2 separate regions of the Homo sapiens genome follow, and region 1 is linked to region 2. A link is a loop called in an ENCODE intact Hi-C map of the cell type or tissue named here. Cell type or tissue: GM12878. All regions are shown on one strand. Links, peaks and the distances in the headings refer to the core of each region. The heading gives the core; the rest is flanking DNA. Region 1 overlaps STARD13 (StAR related lipid transfer domain containing 13). Region 2 overlaps NBEA (neurobeachin).

Region 1 (5,390 bases), core at 64-5,063, 2.0 Mb after region 2:
ATGGGTGTGTGTGTGTGTGTGTGTGTGTGTGTGTTTCAGTCATGGGCATCTTCTTTCGAGTCTTATTAGGCATGGAAAAACCTAAGCTTGGTTTAAAACACTTCTTCCCTTCCTGTGAAGTTTTAGGCTAACTTAAAATGGGATGTGTTATATAAGGAAGGCACCTGACACTAGCGGTGGGGGTGCCTAGGAGAAGGAGCACCCCCCTTGGTTTGTGATAGACTGGCAGCGTTTCCTCTGGTATGTGCCAGAGCGGCAGAGCCAGTTTTAAAAAGAGGATTTATAGGAAATCCAGCTGTGAGTTTTCGTTTTTTTCTCTTAGAGCTGGAGGCGGGGCCAAAACCAACCTCAAACCAGGCACACCATTGATCAGGCTAGAATGATGTGGACCAGTCTCACAGACAACAGCCAAGCACAGAGGAAATATTAGCTGGCAGAGATAACGAAGAGAAAACACTCGGTGACAGATGCACCATCTGTCAGTTTCTGAGGAGCAGTTTTCAAGAAAGCTGAAAATGAATTGAAGAAGAGAGGGGTTTTGTTTGAAAGGTACAGCACAGCCTAAGGACAATTTTAAACAAAGTAAGTTTGTGTTCCATAGAAAAAGAGGTCGTGGTGGTGGGAAAGACAACAGTTACTTCCTATGTAGATTGTGAGTTTTGTCATTGATATAAAAAGTTTTCTTTGTAGTGGACTTGATATTTACAACATTCTCTTAACAAGAACTTGATTTAAAATTAAAAAGCAGTGACTGTCATTTTGGCTACTCACTCTAGAAACATTTGCAAGTTACAGTTAGATTTATTTTACTTTTATTTAATCTCAGAGAGAATTGTTTTATCTCAGACTACAGATATAGATAAGGCCTTCCTTCCTTCCTTCCTTCTCTCTCTATTTATAACAATGGGCAAAATTATTTGTATCTTTCCTCAAAGGCAGTTTATTAAGAAAGCGACCCACCTTTCAGATTGACGAGGTTGGCAGTAAATGCTTTGTATTAGCATGCTTAATTCCATGGGCTACGTTACTTAAATAGCTATGAATATGACCTGGACTTCCTACGAGCCTTCCAAATAATGTTATTGGTGTTGACATCATTTTTAAAGGAAGCTGCTTCTGGATCTTCTGTAGTTTATCTTTCTCAGAAAGTCTGTTACCCTCTTTCAGAACATAAGCTACCATATGAAACAATCCTGCTATTTATGTTTAATACATTTTTCAACGGCTTCGTTTTCAAAGTTGGACTTGGGCTGTTGGTAATTGTATGTTACATCTAAGTGGTTTGCGTTCGATGTCATATGTCGCATGTTTTATTAGGCCAGGATTCGTCTAATTCCAAGGGGATCTAAAGCAGTGATTGAGAATGATAAGATTCTATGAGCGATAGCAGAAAGTTTTCAGGGGGCTCACAGGAGGTCCTTTATTGGAAAAAGTCAATTCTTTTACAATTTACACAGGCGGAAAGGGACTTATTTTGCATCTGCATTAGCAGGCTGTCTAGTCCAAACCAGAAGTGGAAGCGCTGGCTGTAAACTCGCCAAAGTAGAAACCACTCAGTGTTATGGCCCAATATGGATGTCAGAGCTCTGGAGCATGTGTGGGAAAATGGCCACAGGCCAACGTCTGGAATCATTTATCTTCCGGTAGAGCTGAGAGGAGAACTGTTTTATGCGTTTTGCAGAAATCCTTGCTGATTGATTTCATTTACATAGAGCTGGTGCAGAGACTGATGGTGAGGACAACTATAAATGGGAGAGAAATATTGATCTATTTCTGCTTTTCCTGACATCCTGGTCTCATTAGTGTTCTTAGCACCTTTGAATGAGATTATGCCGTTACTGACAACCATATGGTTTCTACGGGGTTCTTTCCACGCGTCTCATAAGAAATGACACATTTATGTCTTTTCTTATTGGGGAAATCAGAAACTGAAAGTTGAAGATTTTGTCGTACTGTCTTTTCATTAGCTTAGCCTGTTTCCTACAGTCTAAATGTGAAAAATGAGAGGAAGGAAATATCAGTAGACAGAGTTCTTTGTACACTCTGTGCAACCTATGTAGTCATTGAGAGATGTGCGTCTGATACTCTTTGTGAAATACTGGAACATACTGTTGTTGTGTAGATTCATATCTGCATGTGAAGGAATCATCTATGCCAACCAGTATGTTCTGCATGAGCTAAACTCACATGTGCTGACACATGCTGACATGTGACAAGGTAGCATCCGCACCTGTTTTTCTAATGTGTAAAAGAATTTTGCCAGCTTCTGACAGTACCCACGTCAGACCTTATGGAGACGATTTTAATTGATTTCAAGGACCGAGGTAACAGTCAGAAGCCTTGGATTTCAGATACTACCTTTATGCTGCCTAATTTTGTGACCTTGAGGAAGATGATTAACCTTTTGATGAATCTAATTCACTGCTTACAAATATAATGAATAATTATAGCCATTTTTGTCTCCCAGAGATATTTCAAATGTCAGTAAGACATTTATAATGCATCTTGTGCTATTAGCTTTTGGTACGTATGCCATTAATGAAATTGCCTCCACTCTCTTAGACAGAACTTCTGCATTACACTGAAAAAGCTAAAAACTTTAGCCTTTAAAGTTAAAACAAAATTAAAAACAAAATTCTATAATCTTATGTAGTAATACTTTTGTTTATAGGAGGCTGCTCTTGAAGGTATTTGCATCTATTTTTTTTCTCTTTGTAGAATAACTATTTGATTTTCTCATCAAGATTCTCAGCATTGTGTAAGACTAGTCATTTCCTCAAACAGGTTGAACTTTAAAAAATAGGGCTAAAATTGGTGTGATGCTGCTTTGATTTAGTATGGTTGAATATATGTAATTTTTAAACTTCCTAATGTAAAAAAAAATGGATAATAGTGCAGATTAAGGTACCTAATATTTTCTCACATTTTATAGATACATAGATATACCATACAAATAAATATATGCTAATCTTCATATATGCATATACCCACACACATCCACTTCATCTTTCAAAATAATCCAGTAAAACTGATAGCATAGCAGCATATAAGATATGAAAAGATAGGAGTGATTACTGTGTTTTCATTTTAAATCCTTTTCATTTTACATGATGAACATGATCACAGCTTAGTGTACTGCAAAGGACATCAGAAGCCAGACCTGCCAGTACAGAGAATCACCACGCACCCTGTTCTGTGAACACAGGTGTGTGGTGGCCCCTAGAATCTCGAAATATGGCAGCCTTGGGAGCCACGCCATTCAACTGTGCTCTTCCGCTGCATTGTGGGAATCAGAATGTGTGCCTTACTGTAGCACGAGGTGGTTGGGAGGCCCATATGACATAATGTGCATGAAAATGCTTTGAAAACTTTCAGGCCATTTAAAGTCACTAATTGAACTTCGACAACTTCTTTGCTGCTGGAATATTCCTTTCTTCCCTTTCTTAATAAATTCTGCCCGTCATTCAAAGGCTTCTCTTAGCTCTTTTTTGATCTCAAAGGTTTCTTTGGAGCCCCCAGAGGTCCCTCTCAGAAAGAGGAAGTGAGCGAATTTTGCCACCCGTGTCCCTCCTGCCCCACCCACCAGATGACTTCACTATTACACTCCATGTTTTCACACCTCCACGCTCTGCCCAGTTCTGTCCCTGTGCTCTGCTAAATGTTTTCTCTACCACTTGCCAACATCCTCCTCCTCCTCCAAAGCTACCTTAAGCATCACTTGCCTTTGAAACCTTCTCCACCACCATTCTTTCACAGAGCTAGAGCCTTCTTCATTCATGGTTCCAAACTTCTAATCAAGGTTTTATCTTATTCTACTTCATTCTTTATTTACACATCTTCCTTCCTCCCTAGGCTCCGCAAAGACAGGCCAGGTACCATGCTGCTTTGACTCCCTGGTGCTCGCTGTAGTTTCTTATGTCTGGTTGGTGTTCAAGTAATGTTTGTCAAGTGAATGAGAAAGTCAGTCTTTCCATACCACTTCTTTGTGGGGTCCTGTCATTACACACCTTCTGGGACAGAACCCTGGTACCCATTTTTGTGTCTGGAATAAATTGTCCCTTATGGCATAACAGCATATAGACTGTTGTCAGCTGGGAACCTGAGATTGCAACAATGCAAAACCCTACATCTAATCACCAGCAGATTAACTATTAACCTACTAGTCCTATCTGAATCCTACTAATCATAGTTAGGTAACTAAACATTAAAACTATCATCCATCTGTCTCTATTCTGAGAGAGCCTTGGCATATCTGTGACTAGCTGTGTTTTAAAAAGAAAATCTGACCATCTTTTTGAAAGGCAGTTTGGCAGCATTTATCAAGATCCTCTGATCCAGTAATTCTCCTAGGAAACTATCCTAACGAAATGGTTTCATAAAAATGTAGACAAAGCTTTCTGAACAAAGATGTTCAGCATGATATTATTTATAAATAATATGAAAAATGGCAAATAAGTGACCAGTATTACTTTTATAATCAAATAAAAATTCTTAAGAATCCAAAGGTTGCCTGACAGATTATGTACTAATTATGTTGACCATAAGGCCTCCATTTTTAGGTTCTTTACACAGAATCAAGGATATACTTGGAACAATCAAGTTGAGCAACTTCTTACCATGCTTCCAATTTTACTACTCTCCCTTCTGTTTAAATTTAGAAAATGTTGAAAATAAGGTAACCTTTGAGGCCAGAATTTGAAAATTCTTTGACAGAACAATAATCTGAGTATCAGAAGGGGCCTAGAAGGCCTGCCTCAACCATTTTCATTTAAAAATTGACTGCATGGAGAGCTGGAGATTCAAACTGGTTTAACTTTGCTCTTGAGCTGAGGTTTAAAACAGGTAAAAAGAAAATTTGAGTCTACTTGTTCAAATACTATGAAGAAAACTATGTAAATTGTGGAAGTTTTTTGGCAATCTCTCATTTAATCTCTTTTTACATGGAATAACTGGCAGAGGTAAAGCCATGTTATCATAGTAGATTCTGCATGTTACATTGGGATAAACCACAGGAATACCGGAAATAATCACTGACAAAAATAGGTTCATGTAGTCAGTTGAACACGGGATTTGATGGGGCCATGCCACTGAGATACATCATCCATCACCACATCTGTGCTCAGTGTGGGAGGGTTTCTGTTTCCAATTCTTGGAATAATACTTAAAGTGCATCCCCACTAATAATGCCACCCGCTGAAGCTCTCGGTACAGGGGCCAGAGCTAAGGATTGCTAGTGGGCAGGAACATTTCCATCTCATCCCAAAAGTGCAGAGAAGCACATTGCTTCTTTAAGCATATTTCTATTTTTTATTTTTTATTTTTTTATTTTTATTTTTATTTGTTTATTTATTTGTTTATTTTTATTTTTTATTTTTGAGATAGAATCTCAC
Region 2 (5,390 bases), core at 303-5,302:
TGGTCAACTTAAAATCACAAAGTGTGCAATTTGTGGTTGATCCATGTTCTTTGCTTTTCTTTTTCTTCTCCAATTTTTCACTTTCATTTATGACCAAGTTAAACAATATATTAGAGAATAAATGAGAGGATTCAATTAACTAGTCACAGAAACATCAACTAAAAAAATCAACAACAACAAAAATAATGCTGCTTTCCCAAAGCAAAGATTGGCCAAACTACATACTAAGAGGTCTATTTTTTTTCCCTGAGTACAGTTAAAACTATTGGTCTAACTCGGAGATCTGAAACTATTTTTGTAATTTATTTTCTATGCTACATATGAATTTAAGTAATCTGGGCAAAACTGAAACTCCCATAAAGTGCTGCTTCTTCAAGAGTACTAAGTTCAAGGTGCTCAAACTATCATTATAAACAATATATATATGTTCTTTTTTTCTTAAGTTTCCATTAAGATATGTACCTTCCAACTAAGATTAAACAGTTCAAAAATTTTCTTCCATGATGATGATACTATAACAGCAATACAAAAATGTTATCTCTAGTATAAATTACTGTACTCATCTAAATTTCCAGGGCAGAAAAGAGACCACTTCTATGTCAATCTCACAGAAACAGCAGACAAAAAATATTTGTTTATGTATTGTCTATTGCTGCTTTTGTACTATCACAGCAGAGTTGACTAGCTGTGACAGATAACAATACTGCCAATGAAACCTAAACTATTTCCCATCTGGCCCCATACACAAAAGTTTGTGAACTACTGCCATAAACCATTATTATTCCTATTTCTTCATAAAATGCACACAAGAATATTCTGAAAAACTATATATATATAAACAAAATTACCAGCTCACTCAAACCTTAGTTTCAAATGTTTCCATCTCTCTTCATATATCTAGGATTAAAATTCTAAAAGCACCTACAAGACAATGTTTCCTTTCAGTAATCTTCACGTTGCCAATGTTTCCTTTTTTCACTTATCCCTTCCAAAATTCTCTTTTGGCTTTTTACACTTTAAATTTAAATATAAAAAGCCCAAATATTCGGTTTAATTTCCCTCATTATTCAACCTCCTCTTTCCCAACTTTTTCCCTCTGCTATGTTACAACTTCTAGCAAGAATATTATACAACCCAGTAATACAAAAACAACATTCATAATAGAAAAACAACATTCAGCAGTCAGCACCAATCATAGTTCTACCAGATACAAAATGGGAGAAAGGTTCGGCTATTTCTCTTAAGGAAGCAATTCATTCTAAAAACATAAAATCAGCTATGTTGTACAACCAGGCATAGGTCCAAACAGTTAATGGGCCAAAATAACAGAAATATAGAAATTGAGAAAATAAACAAAGGTTTCTATAATTGAATGAATTCCCAAGTCTGTTGAGATAGTCTAGGTAATAAATAATTTTAAATTCCAAACTACAGTGGTCAAAATTGAATCGTAATAATTTTGGAAGCCAACCTCAAAGCGTCAGTATCTTTACTGTACAATCATCATAAAACAAATAAGCAAATTTGACTGGTGCAATAGTATGTATGTTATAGTTTACTTCATTACTTTAATATTCTATCTTAATAGTTAAAGATCTTTTGCCTTTAAAATTTGGAAAACTATTTAGTAATGTGAATATTTTAAACCTATACAAATTGAAATAACTTATTGCTAAACTGTTTTTTTTACATAAGAAGCATTTTATGTTCCATGCAAAATTTAAAAACATTCAATATTACATTTCAAAGTGAATTTCAATACAACCTTTTAAAAATTTCTTCATAACAAATGATAATTTATAAAACAAAATGCAATTTATATGATCAAGAAAAATGTCACAAAGAAAATATTGATTTATTCAGTCTTCAATATATAAAACAAAAAACACGTTGGCCGGGAGCAGTGGCTCATGCCTGTAATCCCTGCACTTTGGGAGGTTGAGACAGGCAGATCATTTGAGGTCAGGAGTTTGAAACCAGCCTGGCCAACATAGTGAAACCCCATAACTACTAAAAATACAAAAATTAGCTGGGTGTGGTGGTGCACACCTATAATCCCAGCTACTTGGGAGGCTGAGGCAGAGGAATTGCTTGAACCCAGGAGGCGGAGGTTGCAGTGAGCTGAGATCGCCCTACTCTGCTCCAGCCTGGGTCACAGAATGATACTCTGTCAAAAAAAAAAAAAAAGAAAAGAAAAGAGAAGAAAAAAATGCCCTCTATGTCTCACTATTAGAAAGCATTTTAAAAATCATACACAACTCTCAATTTACCAGAATTTGGTATAAATCACCAGAGGAAAAGAGAGATTAAAGAAAAGGAGTGGTGTATGTATACTTGCACTCTTCACACACCATCAACAATTTATACTGTTCTTCTTAGCTCCATTTCCTTGGTTCAGCTGCTAATTTGATTAAGGCCCTACTGGTGACTTGCTCTGTTGCATTCCTCCTTCTGAACTGGAATGCTTCCCTTTGTGGACTTCTTGAGCAAATTCATGAATAAAACAGAAGAGTAAGGCCTGGGGAAAGTGTGTGAGGATATAGCCTATGGCTGCTAATGTTGAAGTTTCAAGGCTGCTCTGGTGATGGTGGTGGCATTAACAAAAGAACAGTAAGAAAAAGAGTCATGTAGAAAAAGCTTGTTAATGATGAAATACACTTAGAGATCAACTTGGAAACAGTGTCTCACCAACTAAAGCACATCTTAGTAAAATGAAATATTTCCCTCTGGCAAAGGTATGCTTTCTGAGCTTAAGGATGAGTTTCTAATACGGCAACAAGAACGTGGGTAATATGGGAAGCAAAATTCTATATTCTTTCCCATCTGAGCAAGTAGCTATGGAGTCTGCCTTGGTCTGAATCAAAGAATTTGTTTTTAATGACAACTAAAATACAAAGTTAACATTGACCTATTTTATTTTAAATGACATACACAATTAACATTAAATGCCTTTAAAATGTATTATATTAACACATTTCAATGTTTTATATAGAAACAAATCAAGACAAGGCTAGATTTTGTAAAATAAATGTTGAATCAGTAAATAAATGAAAATGTTAAATAACAAGGATTTTAAGAGTTTATTTATACTACAGATTTGAAGAGATATACAATATCTTTGATGAAGAATGCAATACTCTTCTGATGAAGTATTCATCAGAATTACCAGAGAAACATTTTCATAAGCACACACAGCTGGAACCCAACACTGATAAACAAAAGTGGTGGAAATAGAAATTTAAATGGTTAAAAATTTGCCTAAAAAGTACAGGTCTGGTTAAAATGTGTTTATAGCCTAGACCACCACTGAAATGCTAAAGTCATGTATTTATAAAATATAACCACTAGATGGAGGCAAAGTACTTACAGTTGGTGATGTAGCAGCAGAGAGCAAAGGTAAAATTCCTCCACAAGCAATGATGATGTTGTCTACCATTTGGGAAATGAGGTGAATTGTGTTATGTACAAAAATAATATTTTCATTGCTATTGACAAAATCCATTACAGACTTTGTAGAATGGCTAAAATACAGAAAACAGAAATGAGTATGTTTTGGCTTACTTAAATGAAAAGCTTAGACAATTAGAATAACAAGTGAAAAATTATAGAACTGTAGGAGCTAGCTATATTTAAAATTAAATTATAAAATAAAGCAATTTATAATTGAGATATCATATTACCAAAAACTAAGCATTCATCTCCACAGGATTTTGTTGTATCCAAGTATATTAACTCATTATATTATTACTTTGCTTGAAAAATACAGTACTAGATTCTAAGACATATGACTGACTCAACAAATTTGGCTAAAAATATTTATTTTGCCAAATCTGATTGTTTTTTGTTGAAAGGCAAAACCTTTTAAATATAAAAAGTATGTCTAATGTTAAAAATAATATGGAAACTCAAAATATAACCAATTCAAAATTTTCATAACCATAAATAAAATTTGAAACCGAAAACCTAAAAATTTAACTGAAAGTTCTATTTTGTAGGCAGTTTCAATTTGTCACATCCCCAATGACTTCAGCCCCACCTTTGACTAGTCACATTGAAATGTATACTGCTAAAGAAGTGACATGATAGGGGAGTATAAATAAATCAGTACAAATTCAAGAACTTATTTAATAAGAAAAGGAAAAAATCTCAAAGTAAGTTGGTAGTACAGTGTTCTCATACAAAACATACAATGTAGATGTCAAAAAAATACCCTGCTTTCGTTTGGTGTCAGTCAAGAATATAATTTTTTTTTTTTTTTTGAGAAAGGATCTCTGCTGTCACCCAGGCTAGAGTGTAGTGGTGGGATCATGGCTTAGTGCATCCTCAACCTCCCTGGGCCCAGGAGATTCCCGAGTAGCTGGGACTACAGGTGGACACCACCACGCCTAGTTAATGTTTGTAAAAACAGGGTCTTGCCCTGGTCTCGAACTCCTGAGCTCCAGCTATCCTCCCGCCTTGGCCTCCCAAAGTGCTGGGATTATAGGTGTGAGCCACCACACCTAGCCTGAACTGTTTTTTAATGGGAAAAAAATAAGATTAAAAAAAAGAAATTACTTCATGGTCAAAATTGAGTCAATAATTCTCACCCTTTTAGAGTTGTGAATTATTATCTATCACTGTGTATCTTAAATTTCAAGATGTTTCTCTCTGTCCTAAAAATAAAGTGTTACCTTTAAAAAATTTAAATTACATTAAATTCTACCTGGGTAATTTCATGAGAGCCCATTAAAGAAAACAAAAACACAGAGTAGGTGGTTGGAAAAAAAGCTGAGTATCACTCACTTGGAGGCTACTGATATTATAATTATCAAATTACATAATTTATCTCCATACATTGGTCTTCATGTTAATAGCAATGTATTTCATGGTATTTAGGTTTCCTCAGTTACCATCTCTAGGTAATTTATCATATAACAATTAGCAATGAAAGTATATGAGTAGTCTAAGAACAAATTGATCAAATAAAATCAAAAGTAAAATCTTTCTATGGCAGACTTTATTGACTTCTTCCACAACAGTCATAACTTTTTCCCTGCTAACACACATTTTATATTTTGTTTTATTATTGAGCTTGACTGGGTATAGGAAAGACTAGCCTAACCCTAGTTACTAGTTAATTAACCAGTATTAGTCTCTAAAAGCCAGTCATTATAATCCCATTTTCTTTTTCTGATGATTGATTTTGAAAGAGGATGTGATCCTGCTGGCTCACGAGATATAAGGGGGAAATTTCTTGACGGGCTTCCTTTAAAAAAAAGAAGAAAAGAGGAGAAGAAAAAGAGAAAGTGAAAGAGGAGAGAGAAGAAGAGGAGGCAGAGGAAAAACAGGAAGAAGAGGAAGGAAGAAGAGTCATCTCTGCCTTTTAATTTGGGCAGGTTTCTTATGAATTG

The links. Hi-C counts contacts between places; a loop is a spot of excess contacts. Peaks named below come from ENCODE experiments on the same cell type or tissue, not always from the same donor. Only the 100,000 strongest peaks of a DNase experiment are listed, where the experiment ranks them.
Region 1: a loop joins it to region 2, with 6 times the contacts of the local background. A loop is called at or near these places in 1 of 110 quality-filtered maps.

What each region holds. Positions count from the first base shown.
Region 1 is chr13:33,201,011-33,206,400 of GRCh38, reverse strand. The region is part of intron 1 of STARD13 (StAR related lipid transfer domain containing 13); the gene reads left to right. Among named protein-coding and RNA genes, the nearest start is that of STARD13-AS, 74 kb to the left of the region's middle. RefSeq lists a silencer at 3,647-3,736. In GM12878, for the core only: no CTCF peak of the experiment used is centred there; DNase peaks (open chromatin) are centred at 2,109 and 3,526; H3K4me3 peaks cover 4,162 bases; H3K27ac peaks cover 5,000 bases.
Region 2 is chr13:35,162,487-35,167,876 of GRCh38, reverse strand. NBEA (neurobeachin) reads right to left here. Exons shown (of 59, transcript NM_001385012.1): 24 at 3,368-3,521. Among named protein-coding and RNA genes, the nearest start is that of NBEA, 220 kb to the right of the region's middle. In GM12878, for the core only: a CTCF peak has its summit at 3,370 (motif pointing right); DNase peaks (open chromatin) are centred at 3,356 and 5,227; H3K27ac peaks cover 1,126 bases.